4 separate regions of the Homo sapiens genome follow, and regions 1, 3 and 4 are each linked to region 2. The links are chromatin contacts, found by Hi-C or POLR2A ChIA-PET in ENCODE. All regions are on one chromosome and are shown on one strand. Each heading gives the region's core, a stretch centred on a gene start or an enhancer-like site at or near the end of the contact. The rest is flanking DNA. Distances are from core to core; before and after follow the strand shown.

Region 1 (5,747 bases), core at 1,232-3,731, 1.9 Mb before region 2:
GCCCACGCTGGGGTGCGTGTCTCAACAACTGGCCTGGGTACTGCTTTGAGCCTCAGTGATGAGTCACTTTATTCATTCATTTATATGGCAAATTGTATGAAGCACCTGTGACGTGCAGGCAGTGTTCCAGGCACTGGAGATGCGTCCTGGTCCTCTTGCAAGTTATTTTGCTGTGGACCAGCCTCTATGAGAATCAGGCACATAGGCAGAGGTATCCAGGGTCAGGGGCCTTCTAGGAAAGGCTGATCGCAGAGCTAAGGCAAGAAGCTCGCTGAGGTCAGCCCACGTGGTGTCAGGAGTGGAGGCGGAGAGGCCCCAGCTGCAGAAACACAGGCACCTCCTTGCTTGTTGAGGTTTGTTTTAGGAGCTGTCAGGGAAGAAGGGAGGGAAATGGGGCACTAAAAATACCCACGGATGTTTCCAGAAACCTCTGATGTCTGGGCTCCCACTGTGGATAGCCTGCCAGATGGCTGTGTCTCCCTCAGAGCTGTGAAACCCACCAGTGTCAAGGTTGGATCAAAGGCGCTTTATGGCAACCGGTCAAAGAATCAACCAGAACAGCTTGGCGTGTAGGCAATCTGCCCAGGCCTGACCAGCCATGCCCCTCATGAAGAGGCCACATTGCCATTAGATATCCAAATTATAAGTGACTTCCAGATGCAACCCCAGTGAGCATCCTCTTCTGACTGTCCTCTGTTGCCACCCTTGGGGCTCTGCTTCCAGCTCTTTCAGCTCTATGTGGAGATTGGCAGCCCCCAGTGTGCTCTTGGGCCTGGAGGGACTCTACACAGCTCCACACTCGGGCTCCCTTGTTCATCCCAGCAGCGGCGAGCTTGGCAAAGCCAGGAAGTCTGGGATGAGGCCCAGGAGTGTCTCCCTCAGCCTGCACGCAGCAGCTGATAGGAAACCACAGCTGCCAGCAGCAGCGGCTGCAGAATGCTTGTGAGGGGCACCCTGCTCATAGCCATGGCTCCTGGGACAGGACGGAGCATGAGCCTCCAGCAGAGGTGGGTGGGGGTGAAGGCGAGGAGGCAATAATGCCTGCCCCTGATGCGCAGGGACGCAGGTGCCAGGCTGTGCTGGGGAGCTGTTCTAGAAGCCTAGCCTGGACTGGAAGGGCCCTGCCTGTGGGGGTTAGGGCAGGATCAGAGGAGTTGGGCAGGCAGAACTTTCTCCTGGGGAAGCACAAGTCAGAGGCGGTGGATGGGTGTCTTAGATAGGTCCTTCTGAATGCAGACACTGAGGCAAGACTTCAAGCACAAATCATTTATTTAGGAGGTTAGGCCAGGAAGCATGGATGGGGGAAGGGAGACAGATAAGGGAGGGAAGCAAGGGGGCTTATTAAGCCATTTGCCACAGTGGGCACCTGGAGCTTGATCCCACAGGGAGCTCCCGGAGACACTTTAGAACATGCCTTGGATTTAATCCATCTACGGGACGAGGAAGCTGGGCATTATCCAACAGTTCCTTGCTCATGATTGCTTGAGGCAGGCTTTCTGGGCAGTGACCTGGCACTCTGGATTCCCTGCAGGTGGACCTAGAAGGTTCCCCAAACCAGGCAAAAAGCAGAATGCCAGGGTTGGCAGTGAGCAGCCTCAGACATCGAGGGAAGTGTGGAGGGGATATGGGCTGAGTGCCAAGGCATCTTTATTAGGGAGTCTTGGCAAATAAGAGAACCTAAACATGGTGCTGCTGGGAGGTCAGGCCAGAGAGGGAGCCCAAAGAAGGTGAAGTGGTGGGCAGAGAATGAAGGAATTCCTGGAATTGAGAGATGACAGTTACCTCCCTTTTTAATGGAGTGCCTGAGCCTCTGCTGTGGAGGGGAGAAGATGCCACCTGCCACGGTGATTTGCTGGTCACTCTGGTCTCAAGGGGAAGCAGGACTATTTTCAGGTGGGCCATGCCTTTCCTCCTACCCCTTCCTAAGCACTTTTAGGAGTATCTGGAGTATGGAATAGGCCCTTTAACCCACAGAGCTGTGAATGACTTTTAATTAACAGGAAATGCTGTGGCACATAGCACATATAGCAGACATTGAATCTGTCTCTAATTAGAGACATTTTGAGGTTCTGAACAGCTCAAGTCTGCAATTCTCATTCTCCTTACATGCAGCCACTCGTGACAGAGGGAAGGGCCAGCACTGCTCCTGAGTCCTGGGCTCCTGGCTAAGGGTCCTCCTCCTCTTCCTCCTCTTCCTCCTCTTCCTCCTCCTTCTCTTCCTCCTCTTACTCCTCCTCCTCTTTCTCTTTTTCTTGCTCTTCCTCCTCCTTGTCCTCCTCCTCCTCTTTCTCGTCCTCTTCTTTCCCTTCTCCTCCTGCTCATCTTTTTTTCAAACTGGTTGCCACCTCTAAAATTATACTTTGCTAAACAACAAAAAAACCCTTAAATATAAAAAAATAAAGTGGTGGGAGGATGTGGTTTATTTTGGTCTGCTTTAGGTTCTGGGTGCATGAGCCAGTGCTTATTTTCAGATCTGTCTATTCCTCTTTCTGTGTCTTGTGATCTCACTTAACTCATCCTGCTAGAGTCAACAGATCTCTCCGTGCACAGGAAGCCAGACTATCAAGGCAGCAAAGAGTTTTAAGGCAGCTAAGTGAACAGTTTTGGTTTTTTAAGTGGAAAATTCTTTAAACGTGATGCTACATTTTACTTTTGATAGGTGACTAAAACAAATCCAGGAGATGGGAAATTCCATACCTGGTATTTCCTGAGGCCTGCCTAGCAATGGATCTGACCATTCTCTTTCCACCTGTGTGCTATCTTCCCGCTCTGAGCTGCCATCATCTCCATTGCTGTGATCACTGTCATAGCCTCCCTCCTCCACTTTGCCTCCCTGCAGTCTGCTCTCAACACAGCAGCCTGGGTGACCTGTGAGAACATGCCAGGTCAACTTTCTGCTCTGCTCAGAATTCCCCCACAGTTTCATGGATTGCAGAGGCTGCTCAGTGGGCTGTCCCACCCCATCTCTCTGGCCTCCCTCCTACTCTTCCCTGCTCTCACTCACTCACTCCCACCTCTCCTGCTGACCAGTCCCTTTGCTACATGCCTCAGGACCTTTGCACTTGCCGTCACTCTCTCTCTCTAGAATGTTCTTCTCTTGTTCTCTAGGTGGCTTATTCCTTCAGGTTCTTGTTGACTTGCTGCCTTCTCACTGAAGTTTTCTCCAATTTTTCTATTCAAAAGTGGACACTAAACCACCTTTCCTATTGCCATCTTGCTTTGTTTTCCTCCATAGCCCTGTGTACTATCTAATATAGTATACATTTTCTTCTTACTCATTTTGTTTACTGTCCATCTCTCAGTGAATGTGGCCTATTGAGAACAGGCATTTTATCTGAGTTTTCACTGCCTTATGTCCAGCACAGAACAGTGCCTGGCACATAGTCAATGTCCAAAAACACTTGTTGAATGAATCCGTGGCAGGCTTCAGGGTGGTAGGACAGGAAAGAGAAACACCTACTGGGCTTCCCTTAACCCAGAGGTTGCAGTCGGGAAGCCCACAGAGACATTTGCTTTAGCTTGCACGGTGTTTTTCAAAGACTCAAGTTAGTCATCAGTGCTGAAGAATACGGTGACTACATCTCAAAAGAAATAATAATAATATGGTGACTTCACACAACACCCAGATAACTGGCATAGCTTGAAAAATATAGAAAAATCAGAAGTGCCCCTTGCATATGGCAATACTGAGCAGTAGCCACTCGCCAAACCACTTTGATGGGCACCCTCTCCTGTTTCACTCACTACCCAGCCCCTGGTGGGCAGGTGAGTTCGAAGAAGGGGAGGAGGAGATGGAGGGAGAGGTAGGGGGCAAAAGACGGGGAGGAGGAGAGGGAGAGGAAGGTGGGGGCAGGAACCAGTGCAGCCCCCAGATGCTGCTTTGCCAGCGAGGGGAAAGTGCCCCTTGCATTTAGCTGCCCAGGTTCCCACTGGCAGCTGCTCACAGCGTCCTGGTCCCTCTGATCTTTGAGCTGTAAAGCCCTTTGTCACATCCAGGCTCCCTAGCAACAGCAGCCATACAGGCATGTGGTCAAGAATGGATGGGCACAAATGCAGCTTAGGAGAGGAAAGAAAATGTATCTGTTGTTAAAGTGCATACAATTCTCTACACACGTTAGAAGTTTCAAGCGGCTTTACAACATCAGTTTTGCTAAATCCGGCAATCCTATAGTGTCATTGGCTGAGTATTCCTGAGCACGTCTTACACATGCCAACCAGGGTGCTCACTGAACAGAACTAATTAAAGAAGAATAAAAAAAGATAAGGAGACATATTTAAGCTTCAACTTCTGAGTTATTATAATTAACAAGCAATAAGAAAAATGATATTACTTGTTCCTCATCTTGTATTTGTTACATCCTTTTATTCTAGGCACCTTCCCCACCTCCTGCATGGTTTTGCCTTTGAAGGAGCTTGGGCAGAAGTGCTAAGTCAACAGCCTCTGTTAGTAGATTTAGAAATAAGAAAAGAGGCCAGGTGCAGTAGCACAGGCCTGTAATCAGCACTTTGGGAGGCCAAGACAGGTGGATCACTTGAGGGCAGCAGTTTGAGACCAGGCTGGCCAAAATGGTGAAACCCTGTCTCTACTAAAAATACAAAACAAATTAGCTGGGCGTGGTGGCGCACACCTGTAGTCCCAGCAACTCGGGAGGCTGAGGCACAAGAATTGCTTGAACCTGGGAGACAGAGGTTGCAGTGAGCCAAGATCCCACCACTGCATTCCAGCCGGGGTGACAGAGCGAGACTCCATCTCAAAAAACAAAACAAAACAAAAAACCAAAAAAACCAAAACCAAAAACAAAACAAAACAAAAAAACCCCAAAAAACAAAGAAATAACAAAAGGCCTGTCAATTAGTTGAATTATCTATAAAATATTTCTTTTGCCTTATATGTCTGCAACATTGAAAAGATACAGATGTAACCTATTAACAGATGCAGGTTGCTATAAAATTACGTTTCTTTAAAATTTAAAATGCACACCTCCCTCCCATGTCCCCATCTGTCACGATCAACAGTTCTGATTTAAAACCTACACTTTGAAATTCGACTGCTTCGAATTATGAGAACCACGAATTTAGGTAATTGATTTCTTCTCTCAGATTATTCAGTGTATACCCTGGAAATATGATTAATTAGGCTTGCCTGTATAACAACACATACTGATTTGAGAAAAACTAATGCTGTGTTTAGTAACCTGGACCTTTAGTTTGGTTCTGCAAAGAAATTTCTTCACACTGCTGGGTGTATTATCTTTCCCTCAGTAGAAGCTGAAATTGCATTTGCTAACTAATTGTTGGTTCACTGTTTAATGGCAGGGGAGAGACCTCAGCCGATCAGTGAGCAAGTTAGCTAAGCACCTATAATGTAACAATCACTGTTCCCTACTGTCTTAGTCTGTTTGTGCTGCTATAATGAATGACCACGACCTGGGTGGAGTAGACAACAGACATTTATTTCTCACAGTTCTGGAGGCTGAGAAGCTAGAGATCAGGGTGCCAGCATGGCTGGGTTCTGGGAAGGGATGGCTTCTATTATGTCCTCACTTGGCCTTTCACTGGTGATTGCAGGCAGAGAGGGAGCAAGGGATCTAGTGTCTCATCCTCTTGATAAGGTCACTAATCTCATTATGAGGGCCCCACCCTCATGCCCTCATCTAACCCTAATCACATCCCAAAGGCCCCACCTCCTAATACCAGCACAGTGGGGATTAGGGCTTCCACATATGGATTCTGGGGGCTACAAACAT
Region 2 (6,276 bases), core at 3,605-6,104:
ATCAAATTAAACTACTCCTGAATTTCACAAGCCTAATATTTCAAATGAGAGATTTCAGCTCATTTGACATATTCTAACATACTTGTGCTTGATGAAGTGTTACTTATGTGAACCATTAGCTTGAATAATGTGTGAAAGCAAAATGACGGTTTTCTTAGGCAGTCACTAATTGTTCTTCCCTCAGTGCTTCTACAAATGAACGTTGAGAGGCAGAGAGAAGGGTGTGGCAGGTGATGAAGGCTGTCCTTCTCTGGAGACCCAGCATAGGGTTTCTGCAGCAGTGCACGCAGTGTTGAGAATGCAATGCACAGAGATAGGTACCCAGCCATCCAGATCAGACCCAGTGCTCAATTAGAAGGAAGATTTTGCAGCCAAATGATCATCACATCCACACAAATACCATCTAGTGCTCAGTCTTGAGCCCTAGTATGTGAGACAGAGAAAATCTGTGGTGCTTGGGTGTGTCTGAACAGCTAGAACTCCACTGGGTTAGCCAACTCTACCGCCTAGTTATGGTTTCTATTTTTAAATTCTATATTCATACAGCTGACCTTTTTTTTTCCACTATGCTGGTTAATTTTAATGCTATCTTTAAAAGATGAGAGCTAATTGAGAGAAAAAGAGAGCAGACACAGATAACTTGGGCATCTCTCTGGCTTCAATCACTGCTCAATCTAATATAGTTCCCACCCTGGGTGTTCAGAGTCTCTTATTTGGAGTTAGACCCAGCTGGGGCTTGAAACTGGCTCCAGACATTCAGCAGCATTAGCAGATGGTGGAATCCTCGAGGAAGTAATTCTACTGCGGGTTTTCTATTCCCTAACCAGGTCTTTTGAGCATAATGTGCTTTCTCACCAGCTCACTCAGCCTCCTCATTCTGTAACTAACCAGTCTCTCCTTAGCTCTACTCAAGGAATAAATTACAAAACAGAGATGGAGAGAAAAGACAGAGAGAGAAAGCGAGGAGAGAGAGGGGTCATGGTCCAGTATATTCCATACATGCTAGTGGGAAGCCAGTATTTTTTTTTTTTTTTTTTTTTGCTTCCCAGTCATAAGGATTTCTTACTGCCCGCCCCTCCCACCCCCAAGTGCCATTTTCCTATTTTTAGCTTTGTTTTTGTTTTAAGAAATCCTTCTCTTCAGTCTTATCTGGGGATTCTTAATTTCAAAACAATTGAAATCTTCACCAACCATCCTATAGCAGAAGCACTATCTGGGTTTGGATTAGAAATATCCCTGTCACGAGCACAGTGGCTCACACCTGTAATCCCAACTCTTTGGGAGGCAGAGGCAGGAGGGTCGCTTGAGCCCGGGAGTTTGAGACCAACCTGAGCAACATAGCGAGACACCCATCTCTACAAAAAAATACAAAAATTAACTGGGTGTCGTGGCACCTGCTTGTGGTCCCAGCTACGCTGGAGGCTGATGCGGGAAGACTGCTTGAGCCCAGGAGTTCAAGGCCGCAGTGAGCTATTTTCACATCACTGCCTGCCCTCTAGTCTGGCAACAGAGCAAGACTCTGTCTCTGAAAAAAAATTAAAAAAAAAAAATTCTTGTAAATCTTCTACTTCCAACTATTGTGCAAATGACAATTGTTAAAAATAGGTCGGGGCGGTGGCTCACACTTGTAATCCCAGCACTTTGGGAGGCCAAGGCGGGCAGATCACTTGAGGTCAGGAGTTCGAGACCAGCCTGACCAACATAGCAAAACCCTGTCTCTACTAAAAAAGCAAAAAATTAGCCGGGTGTGGGGGCGCGTGCCTATAATCCCAGCTACTCGGGAGGCTAAGGTAGGAGAATTGCTTGAACCAGGGAGTCGGAGGCTACAGTGAGCCAAGATCATGCCATTGCACTCCAGCCTGGGCAACAAGAACAAAACTCTGTCTAAACAACAACAACAACAACAACAAAACTATGAAAAATGTGGGGTTTTGTTTGTTTTTTGTTTTGTTTGAGAAAGGGTCTCACTCCCTTCGGCCAAGCTGGAGTGCAGTGGTGAGATCATGATTGACTGAAGCCTGGACTTTCTGGACTCAAGCCATCCTCCCACCTCAGCACGCTGAGTATCTGGGACTACAGACACATGCCATCATGCCTGGCTAATTTTTTATATTTTTAGTAGAGATGGGGTTTTGCCATTTTGCTCAGGCTGATCTCAAACTCCTGGGCTCAAGGGATCTGCCTGCCTCGGCCTCCCAGGGCTCTGGGATGACAGGCATGAGCCACCACGCCTGGCCAAAAAGTTTTAAATAAAATAAACATGTCAGATTTTACCTATGCTTCTACAAACTATTTTACAAGCTTAGATTTTTTAAAAAAACAATGAAATCATACTTGCAAAAGAAAAATCCCTGCTAAAACCAAAAATATAAGTTATTTTTAAAGTAGTCCACAAAGTGGGTATTTGGTTTGGGTGTTTGCTTGTTTTATTTTTGTTTATTTTTTTTTTCTTGGCCAACCAATATTTTCCCGTTCTACTCATTTCCACACCTGGTCCCATTGATTCTATGAGTTTCCAGTTAGCCAGCTTTAGTTTCTATTGTTCATAAACAAAAATACTAACCAATATAACTGGTCTCCCTATTGCCCCTCGCCTCTTCTTCCTCTTCTGAAACTTCTAGCAATTAAGCATAAAGTAGACAAGGAATGAACCAAACGCTATCTTCCAGATAAATTCCCCAGATTATTAGTAAACTGGAATTCAGGGAATAGGCACTGCAGTTAATACAAGAAGGGACTGTTTCAGCCCACAATAGCATGAGGTGTATTTATAAGACAGAAAGATGTGAGAGTGCACCTGTTCCTCTGCAACAGTGGGGGTTAGGACTTGGACAGTTTACAGTTTTACTCGGTCAGCTTTAGCAAAGAACTGTGTGTGGGAGGATCCCTCCTTTTTTTTTAGCCTTGGGCTCTGATATCGTACCTGGTTGTTCGGAAATAAAGGCCACTAACAGATCCTTGGGACTCGTGAAGGGGGGTAGGGACAGGAAAAGTCATCATTAAGCAGTGAAGGCACTGAACTTATAGCTCCCCTTACATACACGGGGACATTCAAATGCTTTTGTGAACGTTATTATCTTTGCTGCGCTTCCCAACAATGCTGGGTGGAGACAGAGCAGATATTGCCATCTCCATTTTACTGTTGACAACACCAAGCTTCAGACAGATGAAGTAAGTTTTCTCTTTTTTTTTCTTTCGTTGTTTTCTTTTTGTTGTTGTTGTTGTTTAGAGACAGGGTCTTTTGCTCTGTCGCCTAGGCTGGAGTGCAGTAGGGGGATCACAGCACACTGCAGCCTCGAACTCCCAGGCTCAAGTGATCCTCCCACCTCAGCCTCCCATGTAGCTGAGACTACAGGCAGGCGCCACCACGCCTGGCTAATTTTTTGTATTTTGTGTAGAGATGGGGTTTCGCTGTGTTGCGAAACCGGGCTGGTCTCAAACTGCTGGGCTCAGGCGATCCTCCTGCCTCGGCCTCCAAAAGTGCTGGGATTACAGGTGTGAGCCATCGAGCTGGCCTGAAGTAAGTTTGCTAAGTTTCCACGGCTGAAACCCACATCATCTGGCTCCTATAAAGAAATCAAAAAGGTAGGCTATGTAATATATTGGCAAAGAGGAACAAGCGGTAAATGAGTGAAGGGTTGTAGACCTTTAATAGCTAATATTGCAGTAATGCCACCTGTTAGGTCAGGAGATGAGCACCTTACCTTAAGACGAGGACAACATCTGGTTGCCTGTGAGAAGGGACAGGCAGGGTATCAGGTGCTGCACAAATGTTTAATGAATGAGTGAGATAAGACAGGAGGTAGAATGAGCAACCTGAGAGAGGGCCTGGTACCCTGTAAGGCGTTTTGATTCAGCAGAACGAGTAAGGAGAAGCCCTTCCGGAGTGTAACACACCAGCACTAGACCAAGACACCTGGCTCACTGGTCAGCTGCAAAAACTTTCATACTCAGATTTTGTTTTTCTCAATGATGAGGTCTTAATAAGGAACAACAATTCTGCCTCCAAGCAACCCACTGTGGCTAATCCTGGTGGAAAAGAGTTTTCTTTTTCTCTTTTTTTTTTCTTTTTTCTTTTTCTTTTCTTTTTTTTTTTTTTTTTTTTTTTTTTTTTGAGACAGGGTTTTTTGCTCTTCTTGCCCAAGCTACAGTGCAGTGACACAATCTCAGCTCACTGCAACCTCCGCCTCCTGGGTTCAAGCGATTCTCCTGCCTCAGCCTCCCAGGTAGCTGGGATTACAGGTGCCCGCCACCACGCCTGGCTATTTTGTTTTTTTTTTTGTATTTTTAGTAGAGACGGGGGTTTCACCATGTTTGCCAGGCTGGTCTCGAATCTGACCTCAGGTGATCCACCCATCTCGGCCTCCCAAAGTGCTGGGATTACAGGCGTGAGCCACCATGCCCGGACGAGAACAGTTTTCTTTAGGCTTTGGGTTGCTCCTTTTCCTTTTTGCTTTCACAACCGAAATGCGTGCTCAGAGTGATCCAAGATATTTGAAGAACAGTGGCAGCTTGGAGGTGTTTAATCACCGTAAATTCGAGACGGCAGAAAGGCGTCCCCGCCTGGAGCCCCGGGCGATCGCTCACTCTGAGCAGCGTCGCCCAGCGGACAGAGGCGGCTGGTGTGTTCCGGGGTCTCCCTCCCTTCCCGCAGCACTCGGCGCCCGCAAGCTGCCACCTCCCGGGGCGGCCAGGGAAACTCAGCCGGCTCTGGGAGGCGGGGGCCGCGGTCGAGGGGCGCCGCTATTGGCTGATCGGGCGGGGGAGGAGGGGCAGGGAGGCCGTGATTGGCGGGGACCCGAGCTGAAGGGGGCGGGGCCGCTATATCAGCAGAGTCCCTGTCGCAGCGCAGGCAGTTGGGCTGCTGGAGTGCGGCGCCACCGCGGAGGACAGGGGCAGCTGGCGGGCAGCGGGTGAGGGGGTGGCGGGGACGCGAGTGGCGGCCGCGGGGCCCCGGACAAGGGTCCGCAGAGCTGCAGCCTTCGAGGGCCAGCCCTCTCCGAGTCCGGGGCTGGGTCCCACCAGTGACAAGGCGGCAGCCCCGCGCACACCAAAGAGAAGGCGGCTGTGGCGGCAGCGGCAGCCCCAGCCATGCTGTGTTATGTGACGAGGCCGGACGCGGTGCTGATGGAGGTGGAGGTGGAGGCGAAAGCCAACGGCGAGGACTGCCTCAACCAGGTGAGGGCGAGGGGCAAGAAGGGGCCCCGGCGGGTCCCGCGAGGCCGAGGGGCCTCGCAGCGACGCCTGGCACTCTGGCGCGCCCCCTACTAGGGGCCGGGAGGCACTGCGGCGGCAGCCGGGGGGAGCGCGTCCCCTCCTCTCCACGGGCGTGGGGCGCGCGGTCTCCTCCTGGCGCGCGTGGGGTGCGCGGAGAAAGCGCGCAGCGGGGGTCCCCAGCGCTGAGGGCCGGGCGCAGCCCGCAGCCGGGATCCACCCCCCAGCGCCCCATCATCCCCCCAACCCAGCACTTTCCCGGAAGAAGGCGGCTCCGCACACCTGCCGCAGGTATGTGCGTGATGCCGCCTGTCGGGTCCCCGCGGCGCCTGGCAGTGCCACCCGCGTGCCAGGATGGGATGGAGTGGCTCGAAGCAGTCTCGGGCCCCAGGGGTTCTTGGCAGACAAGCCGGGCCCTTGTCTCACGCTGCTTCTCAGGCTGCTGCTCTCAAATGCACCGTTCACCTGCATCTCCGGGTTTGCGGGGGACGGGAGGAATAGGTTTGGGTCATCTACTGCTCGGTTGTTTTTAAGCATGTGTTTCCTTAACAGTGAGGGAGATCGGTGCCAAATAGTGCAGAGGTGGTATGGCAGACAGCACATGTGATCCCAGGAAAACGCTGTGCCCTCAACCCCTCTAGCTCTGAGATGTTTGGAAAACCGCTTGTGAAGCTTAGCTGACACTTGTGGCGTGTTCCCTCAATGTGTTTGATTTTTGGAGTCCAAATGGTTAAAATTGCCCAGATAATAAGTCGCCAAAAATCAGCTGTGCAGAGTATGCTGGTGGAGGGAATTCCGGTGATTGGAATACGAAGGAAAATACCCTGTAGTTTCCCCTCCTCATCTTTTGGAAGGCTACTTTTGAGGACTCCTTTTTTCTCTATTGCAATTGGTCATGCCCTAGACGTTAAAAGGAATTATGAGCCTCCATACTAGAGCTCGTGGTTTGGTATCATTGGAGCCGTGGAACTTTGTTTTTCCAGTTTAGATCAGGAATTGTAACACCATTGAACTTTGTAAAAAGCACCAGCAATCTTAGCCTCAGGGAGCCGTTGGGTTTGC
Region 3 (6,088 bases), core at 2,451-4,950, 1.3 Mb after region 2:
GCCCAGGGAAACCAAAAGATTGGATACCCCTGCAGTCCAAGCTATCTGCGTGTTGACATCATCGGCTCCTGCGTCCAACCATAGCCATGGTAATGACTCCATGATCCAGTGTCACTGATATGGTTTGGATCTGTGTCCCTACCCAAATCTCATGTTGAATTGTTATCCCCAGTGCTGGAGGTGGGGTTTGGTGGGAGGTAATTGGAGCATGAGGGCAGTTTCACATGGTTTGGCACCATCCTCCCTTGGTGCTGTCCTGCGATAGTGAGTTTTCGTGAGATCTGGTTGTTTAAAAGTGTGTGGCCCCTCCCTCCTCCCCTTGCTCCTGCCACTTAAGATGCCTCACTCTCCCTTTGCCTTCCACCATGATTGAAAGCTCCCTGAGGCCTCACTGGAAGCAGAAGCCGCTATGCTTCCTGTACAGCCTGTAGAACCATGAGACAATTAAACATCATTTCTTTATAAATTACCCAGTCTTGGGCATTTGTTTATAGCAATGCAAGAACAAACTGATAAAATCACTCAAAGCAGGTGACTTGTCTTCTGACATAATCATCAGAAGATGAATAGTAGCCTGACACGCCATCACAATGCCTACGTCATTCACCTCAGCTCATTAAATCCCACAGGCATTTTATCATCTCACATCACCACAAGAAGAAGAAGGGCAAGTATACTACAATGAGATATTTTAAGAGAGGGAGAAGGACTACATTTACATAACTTTTACAACAGTATATTGTTATAATTGTTCTATTTTATTATTAATTGTTATCACTGATCTCTTACTGTACTTAATTTATAAATTAAACATAATAGGTACATATGTATAGGAAAAAAAATACTGTATAGAAGCCTCAATACGAATCTGTGGTTTCAGGAATCCATTGGGGGTCTTTGAACGTATCCTTCGTGGATACGGGGGGACTACTGTACTGTATAAGCTTTATAGAATGTTGAGGTCCTGGGTCACCTCCTCTGTTGAGATTCTAGCAAAGCCCCTTACATAAAAGAGTTCATAAAAAGTTTTATTTCATATAAACAAAGGTAAAAGAGCAGTAGAATCATTCTAACCATAGGTTAAATAGGGAAAAAAGGATTTTTCCCCTGAGTCTACTGTGTTATCAGCCCTTGAGTTCAGCCTTCGCTGTTGCAATTGGAGTGTAATCCATGGGGACAAACTCAGTACAGAGGAGGTGGCTCAGAATGCAAGGACAAGGGCACAAGGTGGAAGAAGAGACCAGAATACTTTTAGCAATGACAAGGAAGGAGACATCAACTCAAAAGAAATATGCAGGACAAAGGAGATGACGGGAGAAATTTTGAGGTAGAGGGGAGAAAAGTTGAAGGAGTAGAAGTTAACACAGTTATCAGCCTCCTTGTCTGGCACATCATGAGATCATGGGCTAAGGAGAAAGGCAGGTTTGGGCTGGAATCTCAAGGGGAACTGAAAAGATTTAGAAAAGCCCAGCTACTGTCCTCTTCTTTCCAATTCCACTATTTTCTGACCTAATCCTGTACAAGAAAATGTTATCAACAAATACGTAGTCAGTGATCTTCATGTGTCTGGCCTGAGAAAATAGCAATTAACCAAACAGACCTAATCCCCATTTTCCTGGAATGTATAGGTCCAATTGGAAAATATGGACAATAAGTATCAAAGAGTTGTGAGGAAGAAGTGTTCACTGGGGGCTAGCCCTTTTGGGGAGACATCATATAGCAGACAGATGCTATGACAGGGCTAGTTAAGGGAAGAGTTCAGGCTTCAAGTTGAGGCTCGTTACTTTCCCCTCCAGACTAGCTAGTTATTTCTTAGTGGATTTCCCTGCCTCCTATCTCTTTCCAGTCCTATATACCACCACCAAACTAACCATTGCTATCATGATTATGCTCAAAAATGGTCAATAGTCCCCCAGTGCCTACTACTTAGGCTTCAAACATTTTAGGCTGAGATTGAAGGCCTCTACCAGCCAGGGCCTAACCTTCCTTCCATACCTGGCTTCCACAGCCCTCCAATCCAGCTAAACTCACAGACTGTCCTTCATACATGCCATCCTTTATTACCTCTCCACTTTTGTCCCTGCCCATCATCTTGAGGGTTTTTCCTCCACAATCCACTCTTAATGTCTCATTTCCGCATGAAGACTCAACTTTCATGTCCATCAGAAAGTGTTCTCTAATCCCCAGTCTAGAAGCAACCTTCCTTTCTTCTGAACATCCATGGAAATTTGTTCATACTTCTTTTAGAATGTTTTTTACGACATTCCTAGAACTGTGGTTATTTTTATACTCTTCACATCTTCCTACTATATTATCAACCTAAAGACAGGATTTGTGGCTCATCCACTCTTAGACTCCATAATACTTTATACTCCAATAAAAAACAGATGTAGCTAAGGAAATACTGTGCTAATGTTTGTTGAAGTTAGTGCTAAAAAAAAGTCATATGAATGGATGCTTGGAACTTCCCTGTGATCCTGCACACATTGATTCTTATGGATATATATTTTTTCTGCATTTCTGGAACACAAATGTTCTAAATGCATACATACTTCATCCATCCATCCATTCATTCATTATTTAATACAAACATATTGAATGCCCGCCATATGCAAGGTATCCACAGGATAGGGAGGGTGCTGGCTCTGGCTTTATGCAATGTACGCACTCATTGATCAATGTTTATGTCATTTTGTTTCCCTTCTTTCCAGACAAAGGGAAGCAAAGACTCACTGCACCTCATTACTGTCAGCAGAGAGCAATGTGTAATTGGAATGACCTTTGTATAAGTGCTGACCTATGGGGTCAGAATAAGCCTTATAATGTACAGAACCAACTTATGTGCAATTTTAACATCGACAGAGAATATTGGCCTTTAAGAAATTCATCTCATATTTATTGTTTGGAGATTTTACTTTCAGAAGATATCAGTTACATTTCCCCTCTTTTTTTCTCTTTTCTGCAATTATTTTCCTGGCATTCATTCAATAAAGAGCTTCAAGTCACTTTTTTAGACTGAAATAAACTTTGATGAAAATTGAAAATCAATGCTTTCCTTCTAATGACGTTAAGAGAAAAGCCTCCAATTTTGCAATTATAATCAATATATAAAGGGGAAGTGGCCACAAATATGCTGCACATCTTAAGAAGCCAAGTGGGTTTGGTTACTTTAATTTTTAAATAATCAGGACATTTAAAAAGTTGCTGTTTATAAAATACTTTTTAAAAATGTCATCACACGCACTATGAGTGCACTCAGTCTTGATGTCTCGCTAAAGCATTAGCTGTCTAGCTCCTTCTCCTCCCAGAGCCTTTATCCTCATATTGGGTCTGGGGACACACATGCCGTCTCTTGATTCCTAAGGATCCATTACCCATTTCTCTGCACAGATCTTCGGGTATCCAACCTATCTGTGCCTCCTTCAGCCAGGAGCCTCCGGATCTTTCCAGACTTCTTTGCAATACTGCCTCATGCACTGAATCCATTTCTCGCATAGCCTGGCGCTTGGCAGGCAGGCTGGCGTTCCCTGGCTCTGCCTTCCCCATCTCCCTGTCTTTTCTCCCACGGCCCATCTGCCCCTCCTTTCCTCCACCCCCTTCTCCTCTCTGCTCCCCTTTATTTCCACTCCCCACCCGCGTGGCTTTGCTCTCCCTCTCCCCCCTCAGCTCGTCTGTATTTGGAGCTCCGGAAGCTGCCGGCGACTCTCCCCTGGAGCAGCGTGACTGACACCGGCTCCTATTCAGCTGGGAGGAGGGAGAGGGGAGGAGAAGGGGAGGGCCGCGGGAGGAGGGTACGAGTGGCCGACCACGGATTTGCATTGCCGAGGACGGGACCCCAGGGCAGCGAAGCAGGTAATCCTGCAGCGGTCGGGGCCCGGCGAGGCGGGGAGGGGTCGGGGTGCAGGTGCGGGGGGCGCCTGGCGGCGGGCGCTGGCAAGTTGAGCCCGATGGGTGGGGTAGGGAAGCGGCCGGGACGCTGCGGCTGTGGCAGCAGCGCGAGGGGAATAAAGGCGGCGCGGGCGCGGGGGCCGGGGCGCGGCGACCCGGGCGCGGGGCGCGGGCGCGGGCGGACTCCCATCTGGGTCAGCGGAGCGGCGCGCCCTGCCCCCGCCTCCCCAGCTCCGGCGTCCTGGCCGCTCGGAAGGCGGGGTGCGGGCAGGAGCTGCCCGGGGTTGGCGGGCGGCCGCGGCCTCCCCACCCCAGCGCCGCCGCCCGCCCGGCCGCTCTAACTTTGGGGGGTCTCGTCCACCGGGCTGTGAGTCTTCCAGGGGGGTGGGGGTGGGAGTCATTGCGCCGGCTCTGACCAGAGCCACCTCGATCAGAAAGTGCTGGAAAGAAACAGACCTGGCTTCCCCTCTGCAGAACCTGACTTGAGGCGATGAGTCACTTCTAAAAAATGCAGAGGCAACTGAGACTGGGGGAACGGCTCGGAAAAACGGCACCCGCCGCTGGCTCTCTGACTGCTTTGGGTAGAGGGGTGTTCGTGGAAGTAGCCGCCGTATCATCACTTTTAGGGCCAAAAATCAACCTGCAGATGGCCTTTTCTTTATTCTCATCAGAGTGGTGTTCGCTGCAAGTTGTAGCAATATTTGAATGGATGCATTCTTAAAAATGAGTATGTATGGGTGACTGCATTTAGGAAGTTGAACCGGGACTAGGTCCAAACAGCCAGAGTGGAGATGAACACTTGGTAAAAACATCTAGGACCTTTGGTTTTATAGTTATGGAAATGCAGAAGCTTCTGGGACTTGAGCACTGTAGTTTACTGAGTACTCCTATTTCCTTACTGCTTCTGTAGATTTCATTGAAGCTATGTTCCTTAGAATTCTTGGTAAACTATCTAAGCCCACTTAGTGTAAAATTACAACGGTAGAGTGAACTTTAGAGAATTGGATTTATAGTTACTAGAGTCTAATTAGACTGCAAGCCTCTTGAAAGCAAGGATGGGTTGTTTGGTAGTTCCTACGGCACCAAACAGTATTTGGCTCACAGCATGTAATGGATAGACAATAAAAGTGTGTGAAATAGTTAATTCAGTACCTTAAGTGTAGATGGAGCATGACTTCTTGAATATACTGCATATTTTGCAAGGAAAGGCGACTTCTCCATGAATCCCGAAATTTAAAAAATTCTTAATAACATTACAATCAAAGTGTCATATAAATACTTCTTAAGGATAAAGAGAAAAAGAAGTTGACTATGAGAAATCAGGAAGGTGATTATCAAGGTGGTCTTTGCTAGTAGGAAGTAAGTTTTTGTTCCCCATCGTTAATGTGAGAAGTAATTTAATTTGTTGATACAGGGTAGGGTTTGGTAAACCTTTGAGTTAAGAGCTAGATAGTAAACATGTAGGTTTTGCAGGCCATATGGTCTCCTTAGCAACTACTCAGTTCCACAGTTATAGTTTGAAAGCAGCTAAAGACAATACCTAAAGGAATGGTATGTTTGTGTTTTACTTTATTTACAGACATTGAACCTTGAACTTTTCACCAGTAACAAAATATTCTTCTGTTTTTTTCCAGGCATTAAAAAATGTAAAAACTATTCTTAGCTTGAGGGAGGAGCAGAAAACACAAAAGTAAGAGAGAAGGGAATGGATTTGTCCTTCTAGTAGTAGTTTGCTACTCCCACTGATTGATTCTGTGCTAGAATCTGGAGAGGAGCCTATTGAAAGGATTAATGGGCCACATTCTCTTGAGTGCCTGTTATACCTTGGCAGTTAAGTTAAATACCCTCCAGAAAAGCATTAACTTATTTTGAGCATTATGGAGTTTTGTTTTGTTTTGAATATTTCCTAACATCTTTATTCATGAGGTTTTGTTTTGTTTTTAATTTATTATGTAACATTTTATATGTAAAAATAATACGCTAAGTCTAGGTGAGTTATGAACATTATGTTCAACTGAACACCTGTGAACCCATCACTAGGTTTATAAACTAGGGCTTAAGAACTAGATAGTTGTGAAAAGATAGCTCATAGAATGGGAGGAAATATTTAGGAATCATGTATCTGATAAGGGTCTTGTATCCACAACATATAAAGAGTTCTTACAACTCAATAATAAAAAGAAAAATAATCCAATTTAAA
Region 4 (6,428 bases), core at 3,677-6,176, 1.4 Mb after region 2:
CACTCATATCACAAGCCCACATTCAGCTCAGAGACAAATGTTAAATCGGCCTCAACCTCAGTTTCCTCTGCTGAAAAATGAGGATAATAATACTGAATTACAAAGTCACTAAGAGAATTAGCATCTATCTTTGTGGAAGCCATAGTTTCAATCACATCAGAGCATCTCCTTATAGAGCTGCAGTTTGTGTTAGTTCTGTTGTCATCAAAGTTTGCACGCGAAGTTAGCACACTTGGTCTTGAATTATACCCTCTGGACATCTAAGGGATTCATGAACATGAACATGGTGCACCTGCTGCTTCATATCTGTTCCACGAGGTGGATATTCTCTCAGTTAATAAGGGGCAGAGTCAAGACTAAAATCCAAGACTGACTCTGATGCCCATGCTGTGTGGAAACTCCACTGTGCTGAGGGGTCTGTGCTGGCAGGACGTCCTACCATTACCCGTTTTGCCTTTGGCCCACTCCGGCAAACACAGGAAAATACCTCCACCAGAAAGTCTACAAACTAACTTTCCTTCCAAAATTAATAAAATTGATGGCCACCATGAGCCACAGAGAAACTACCTTTAAAGAAAATCAGGCTGCGTGCAGTGGCTCACGCCTGTAATTCCAACACTTTGGGAGGCTAAGGCGGGCACATCACGAGGTCAGGAGTTCAAGACCAGCCTGGTCAACATGGTGAAACCCCATCTCTACTAAAAATACAAAAATAAGCCGGGTGTGGTGGCACGCGCCTATAAGCCCAGCTACTCAGGAGGCTGAGGCAGGAGAATTGCTTGAGCCTGGTAGGCGGAGGCTGCAGTGAGCCGAGATCATGCTACTGCACTCCAGCCTGGGCAACAGAGCAAGACTCTGTCTCAGAAAACAAACAAAACAAAAGAAAAAACAAAAGAAAATCAGAATACAGTAACTACCATTCAGTACAGTTTCCAACAAGCAACAGTGTTAAGTCCTCAGAGTCCCACATGGTGCCCCAAAGGGTGTTGAATGACCAAATGTCCCACAGTTGGCATTACCCAGTGTCAGCTACCATCACAGGGAGAGTTAAGTTGCTACTACACTCTTCCATGCACCTCTCTGCTTGCCTGTTTGGATTAGCTTCTTGAAATGTGTTGCCTTGCCCCTTACTACCTAGGGTTTTGCATCCATTCTCTCATTTAACAAACACTAGCTGAGATTCTATTTGCCAGATCCCAGTCTGGAGCTGGGAAAACTGTAGTGAGCAAAACAGATCTGCCCTCCTGGAGTTTGTAATCTAGTAGGTCCATCATGATAGTTGTGCCATTTAGCCAGATCTTGAGTTCTCCACTGGGGTGCTAACGTCCTCCAAAAGGGCATTTTGGAAATGCTTGAGGTTGTCAAATACAGGAGGTTTCTTTTGGCATTTGGTGGGCAGATGCCACAAGCTCAGCAACACACAACACAATGCATTATCCCTCCTCTTACTTGACTGTCACCCACTGTGTATGCATGTAAGTGAAAAACATTTTTAATCATCTGAGCTTAGAACCTAATTTCATTCCATAGTCTATATTAATATGCATAGTAATTTTAATATATATCCTAAATTACCCTGGAATGCAGCTGCAGTGCAAATTGAGGGAAGATGACACTTTATTTTGTTCTGAACTTTTACCATATGTTATTTTCCATGTCAGAAAATGGCATCTCCAGATATCTCCAAAAGACTTCTTGTATTTGATTTGCTAAAACACTCATCTGTATGAGTCCACATCTGTGGCTATCTCTTTCTGCAGGATTCTATGTGCAGTTGCAACTTTGAGACTACATCATATCTTCCTGGTGTTGTTGTGGCCAAGCATTTATGTCTTGAAATTACTTTCCTTTTATTTCCCCTTTATTTTACAATTAGACACCATATGGATTTCTTAAAGTGATGTGTACATGTAGTTTATATTATCTGTGAATTTCTTTCAGGCTAGAAAAGAGGATTATAAAACACTTGCAATTTTAAAATGGAGTATTGGGTTGGGTGGGGTGTAAGTCACAAAGCTAGATGTTCCTGCCATGGCAACAGCACGCCTTTGCGGGCAGAGGTCCTGCCCATGAGTTTTCGGTTGTAGTCCTAAGATTCTGCATGGGTCCAATCAGAACAAACAGAATGAGAGCCTTGGAGAAGGATCCTGGAGGCCTCCTATTAGGCCAGGATTGCTGGAGTTTGGGGACTTTGAGAAGTCCTGGAAGAGAGACTGGGGCAGCCAGGGCAGCAGGGGGTACCCAAAGGGCTTGGAAAGTGGCTGTTTGCCAACCACTATAAAGGATCATGGCGCCTTAACAGCTGGTGAAGCTGCCCTTGTGCCCTTTGGCTGAATGTCAGCTATAAGCTCAGCCCTCCTGCTGACATGTCTGTTTCCCGTGCAAGTAAACTCTTCAGGCTGTGCCCATAGCTCCACTGGGTAAACCACAGGACGTGTGCTACTAAAAGAAATCTGTTTCTCTTTCATTCTTCTTCTGCCTTGAGCCGGTAGAAACTCAGTGTCATTAACATCATGTCCCAGAAATGTGAGTTTCTGATCCTGGGGTTCTTCTAGCACCCTTGCATTGAACTTGAACAGCTTTTCCCAAGGACTGTCCCCCAACGCCCCCGAGATTGTCAGGGTGCCCCATCTGTTCTCCACCTTTTCCAGTATGTCCCAGAGTCATGTAAGTAAATTGCCTGAGATTCTCAAAAAGAGATGACCTAAGTTTCCACCCCATTCTAAAGGGCCTGCATTGTAAGCATGTCCTTCTTACCGCATATCGTGGGCACCATGTTCTCAGTTCTTTCATCAGCTACAGTGTTTAACTCAGCAATAATTATTCCATTTCGTCCAGCTATCCATGATATGCTTTTTCTTCAGTATTTGAGGTCAGTAAAATTGCTTGAATAATTACAATAATAGCAGCTGTCATTTTTAGTCCTCTATTGTGTGTCAGACATGATGCACATATTGTCTTATGTAATCGTCATCAGAACCTTACAGATGACATAGGAAGAATACTGGGGCTCAGACTAGTGTGAACGATACGGTTTAAACCCAGATGTTTCCTGTTCCGAAGCCAATGCTTTTTTTGTTTTGCCTAAGAGTATTAGCTGTGGGAGCGAGACATATCTGGGTCCAAATCTCAGTTCTAGCCAGATGATCTTGGGCAAGTTACTAAGTATTTCTTGATCTTGTTCCCTCACTCATAAAACAGGGATAATAATGCTAATGTTTCCACCAAAGTTTTATGATGTTTACATAATATATAGAATACAAAGTACAGTGCGTGATTTATAGTAAGCAATCAGTAAATTTTCATTTCTTCCCTCCCCGCAAACTGATCTTAAGATGATAGTCATCCCACAGGACTCTCAGATTTCTGCGGGCTTCCTCGCATGACCTGCTGATGAGGACCAAATAAATCCCATTGTCTATCCAGTTCAGCTGCTCTTGGCCCCAGCCTTGTCCCTGTGTTTATTCTGGAAGGAGTACTTAATGTGCCAGGAGGAAGGAAAGGGTTTGACCTTACTGGTCTTTGCAGGAACTGTGTTCTGTACTTTGCAGTACCCATGTGCGATGCTGGAAAGGTACATCTTAGAAACGCAGAGAAATCTTCTATAATCAACCATGGGAAATGGTTGTCTATTTTTTCTCTCTATAAATTTCCCAACTTCTTGTGATGTTTGCCAGTGGTGGGGTGCATGTATTTTGATTTTAACTTTGTATTTTGGGGTCACCAAAAAAAATCAAAACACAAATAAGTCTATGGGCTGGAAGTCAGAAGGAGCAGAACTGAGGGAAGGTAACTGAAAGAGAAAAACAAGATTGGTGAGGCACCAGAGGGTCTAGCAGGAACATGGAACTGCAGCTGGCAGGCTTTATTCTGTGCTGCCGATCAGCAGCAGGCATATTATATCCTGGACTATGTGCCGGCGTCCAAAGTGGCTGGAATTGAAAGTGAACTTTAGCCTATGCGTGGCTGAATTCAGGTCAGCCAGTTGGGGGGAAAAGCAGCTTTTATCCCTGTCCACTTCCTGATTTCTCCTCATTGATGTTCCATACTCCGTTCTGATCAGCTGCTAGCATGTGACAGGCTGGCTGGATCAAACAGCATCAACCAAATGTTCAGTCAAACGTTGTAGTCAGCTAAATATTTTCACATAAGCCTTTTTTACATTAATAAAATCTCCCCTCCTCCTCTGACCCCTTTGTACTGCTTCACTCCTTTTTTTCATAGTACGATATCCCTAATATGTCTGTTGTTTACTGTCTGTTTACTGCTTGTAAACCCCAAAGGAAAGACCCATTTTCCCCACTTATGTATCGCAAGTCCCTAGGACTATGCCTGGCACCTAGTAGGTGCTCAATAAATATTGTAACAGATAAAAAGAACAAGAAAACATGAGGTCAGAGTTAGTGGATATCAGGCAGAAAAAAATGTTTATGAAGGAAAACAGAGGAGGACATAAAAGACAATATCTGATCATTTTCTTCACGTGTGAATAAAAAATCTGTATCAAAACAAGATAAACTATTACCTTCTTTAGAGAGGTACATTTTATTTCCGATTTACCCAGATCACATTGGACTTTTCAGAAGCTTAATTTTTATTTGTCACTTCAGTGTTAGTTTGTGTATTCATTCACTTGTTCATTCATGCCTGTTACATGACACTATGTTTAGTATAAAAATGCAAGCTAGACCACCAGCATCCACTCATATAACCCAAATAAGCCACTTAAATAGTGCACCTCTCTCTCACCTCAATTTGTTAAGATATGATAGAGATGAAACCAAGGCTAAAGGTTGTTTCTCTCTACAGGCCAACAAGTTTTAGGATATAATGAGTAATTGACCTGGGAAATTAAACAAAAATAATTTCACCGCCAACCACAGACTGTACCCATAATGGAGGCTGGCTGTCTCACAGACTTTTGCTGCTGGCCAGAGTGAATGACTCAGCACAAGTCAACCCCAGGAGAGAAACAATACAGAGCTCACCCCTGGCTGATTGAGGGCCAGAAGCGCCATTCTTGTAGGTGAGGAACAGAGCATGTATACACTGTGTTGTTCTGAATTGGAACTGAATTGTACTGAATACAGGAACATATAGCACATTTATGAATCATGTGTACTGGATTGAAAATGTGAGAAGATGCTCCCAAGCAAAGACACACTGAGGAGTGGAGACCAGAAAGGAACTGAGCTGAGGAGGGGGCAAAAAAAAAAAAAAAGCAAGCCCATTGCAGCTGCACTGCAGATATTACTCATCAGTTGTGGCCCCTGGGAACACCTGGTTGAGGGCAGCCGAAACAGTACGTCTAAATCGGAATTCCTGGTCTTTGCGCTAAAGCCTGCTCCTTCTGCCATTTCCCCCATCTCAGTTGATGGCGACTCCATCCTTCTAGTTGTTCAGGTCAGAGACCAAGGAGTCATTCCTGACTCCTCATTTGCTTTGATACCCCACATCCGGTCTAAAATCTACTTTTCACAATCTCCACTACATTCACTCTGGCCTGAGCTGCCTTCATCTCTTGTCGGAATTATTGCAGTAGTCTCGAATACGATGTCCCTAGTTCTGCGTTTACCCTCCAATAATCTATTCTCAATACAGCAGCCAGAGCGATCCTTAGAAAAGAAAACCACATCATGTTATTCCTCTGCTCAAAACTCCATGGTGATCTCCGCTTTATTCAGGATAAAAGCCAAAATCCTTTCAGCAGCTCCCATGATTGGTGCCCCAACACCCTGTCATTTTCTGTCTGACTTCAAACCCTGGCCCTTTCTCCCTCAGTCGCTCCATTCCAGCTACATGGTTCTGCTTGCTCCTTAAACACTGGAGGCACATTCCTACCTCATGATCTTTGTAGTGGCCGTTTCCTCTCTCTGGGGAGCCCTTCCTCCAGATGTCTACATGGCTAATGCCACTTCCAGATATTTATTCAAATGTCACCTTCTCAATGAGACCTGTGCTGGCCATCCTATTTTAAGTGGGAACCCACCCCCCATATATATTTCTGATCCTCCTCACTAGGTTCTACCTTTTTCCCTCTATGGTTTTTAACAGTTAACATGCTATATAATTTAGTTATTTATATAATTATTTATCTGCGTCTCTCTCCCCCTGTGATGGTTAATTTTATGTGTCGACTTGGCTGGGCCCTGGGGTGTCCAGATATTTGGTGGAGTATTATTCTGGGTGTTTTTGGATGAGATTAACATTTAAATTGGTAGACTGAGTAAAGTAGATTGCGCTTCCAAATCAGTTGGAGTGCCTCATCCAATCAGTTGAAGGCCTGAATAGAACAAAAGTCTGACCCTCCCTTAAGTAAGAGAGAATTCTTACCGACAGCCTTTGAGCTGGGAAATTGGGTTTTTTGTTTTGTTTTGTCCCCTGCCTTTGGACTCGAATTGAAAGATCGTTGGCTCTTCCTGGATCTC

Evidence for each region. Hi-C counts contacts between places; a loop is a spot of excess contacts on that map. ChIA-PET counts read pairs that join two places held with the same protein, here RNA polymerase II (POLR2A). Pooled maps may share reads with other maps.
Region 1: a map of naive thymus-derived CD4-positive, alpha-beta T cell shows a loop between it and region 2 (4-fold over the local background). The contact joins the enhancer-like site here to the promoter of MYLIP in region 2. A Hi-C loop is called at or near these places in 1 of 168 maps with a recorded cell type or tissue (naive thymus-derived CD4-positive, alpha-beta T cell) and 6 of 50 pooled maps. POLR2A ChIA-PET finds 5 or more read pairs at or near these places in 1 of 52 experiments (PC-3).
Region 3: a loop to region 2 is called in a map of sigmoid colon, with 12 times the contacts of the local background. The contact joins the promoter of CAP2 here to the promoter of MYLIP in region 2. A Hi-C loop is called at or near these places in 1 of 168 maps with a recorded cell type or tissue (sigmoid colon). POLR2A ChIA-PET finds 5 or more read pairs at or near these places in 1 of 52 experiments (PC-9).
Region 4: POLR2A ChIA-PET joins it to region 2 with 15 read pairs in PC-9. The contact joins the enhancer-like site here to the promoter of MYLIP in region 2. POLR2A ChIA-PET finds 5 or more read pairs at or near these places in 2 of 52 experiments (PC-9 and activated CD4-positive, alpha-beta memory T cell).

What each region holds. Positions count from the first base shown.
Region 1 is chr6:14,274,695-14,280,441 of GRCh38, forward strand. LINC01108 (long intergenic non-protein coding RNA 1108) reads right to left here. Exons shown (of 2, transcript NR_108097.1): 2 at 5,433-5,747. Among named protein-coding and RNA genes, the nearest start is that of LINC01108, 7.9 kb to the right of the region's middle. Within about 2 kb of position 2,482, at least 7 of the 41 ENCODE cell types and tissues checked have a DNase peak (open chromatin) inside an H3K27ac peak, as active enhancers do.
Region 2 is chr6:16,124,232-16,130,507 of GRCh38, forward strand. MYLIP (myosin regulatory light chain interacting protein) reads left to right here and starts at 4,855. Exons shown (of 7, transcript NM_013262.4): 1 at 4,855-5,178. The coding sequence starts at 5,092. RefSeq lists a silencer at 4,537-5,536.
Region 3 is chr6:17,389,895-17,395,982 of GRCh38, forward strand. CAP2 (cyclase associated actin cytoskeleton regulatory protein 2) reads left to right here and starts at 3,701. Exons shown (of 13, transcript NM_006366.3): 1 at 3,701-3,852.
Region 4 is chr6:17,488,570-17,494,997 of GRCh38, forward strand. All of the region lies in intron 4 of CAP2 (cyclase associated actin cytoskeleton regulatory protein 2), which reads left to right. Among named protein-coding and RNA genes, the nearest start is that of CAP2, 98 kb to the left of the region's middle. Within about 2 kb of position 4,927, at least 6 of the 41 ENCODE cell types and tissues checked have a DNase peak (open chromatin) inside an H3K27ac peak, as active enhancers do.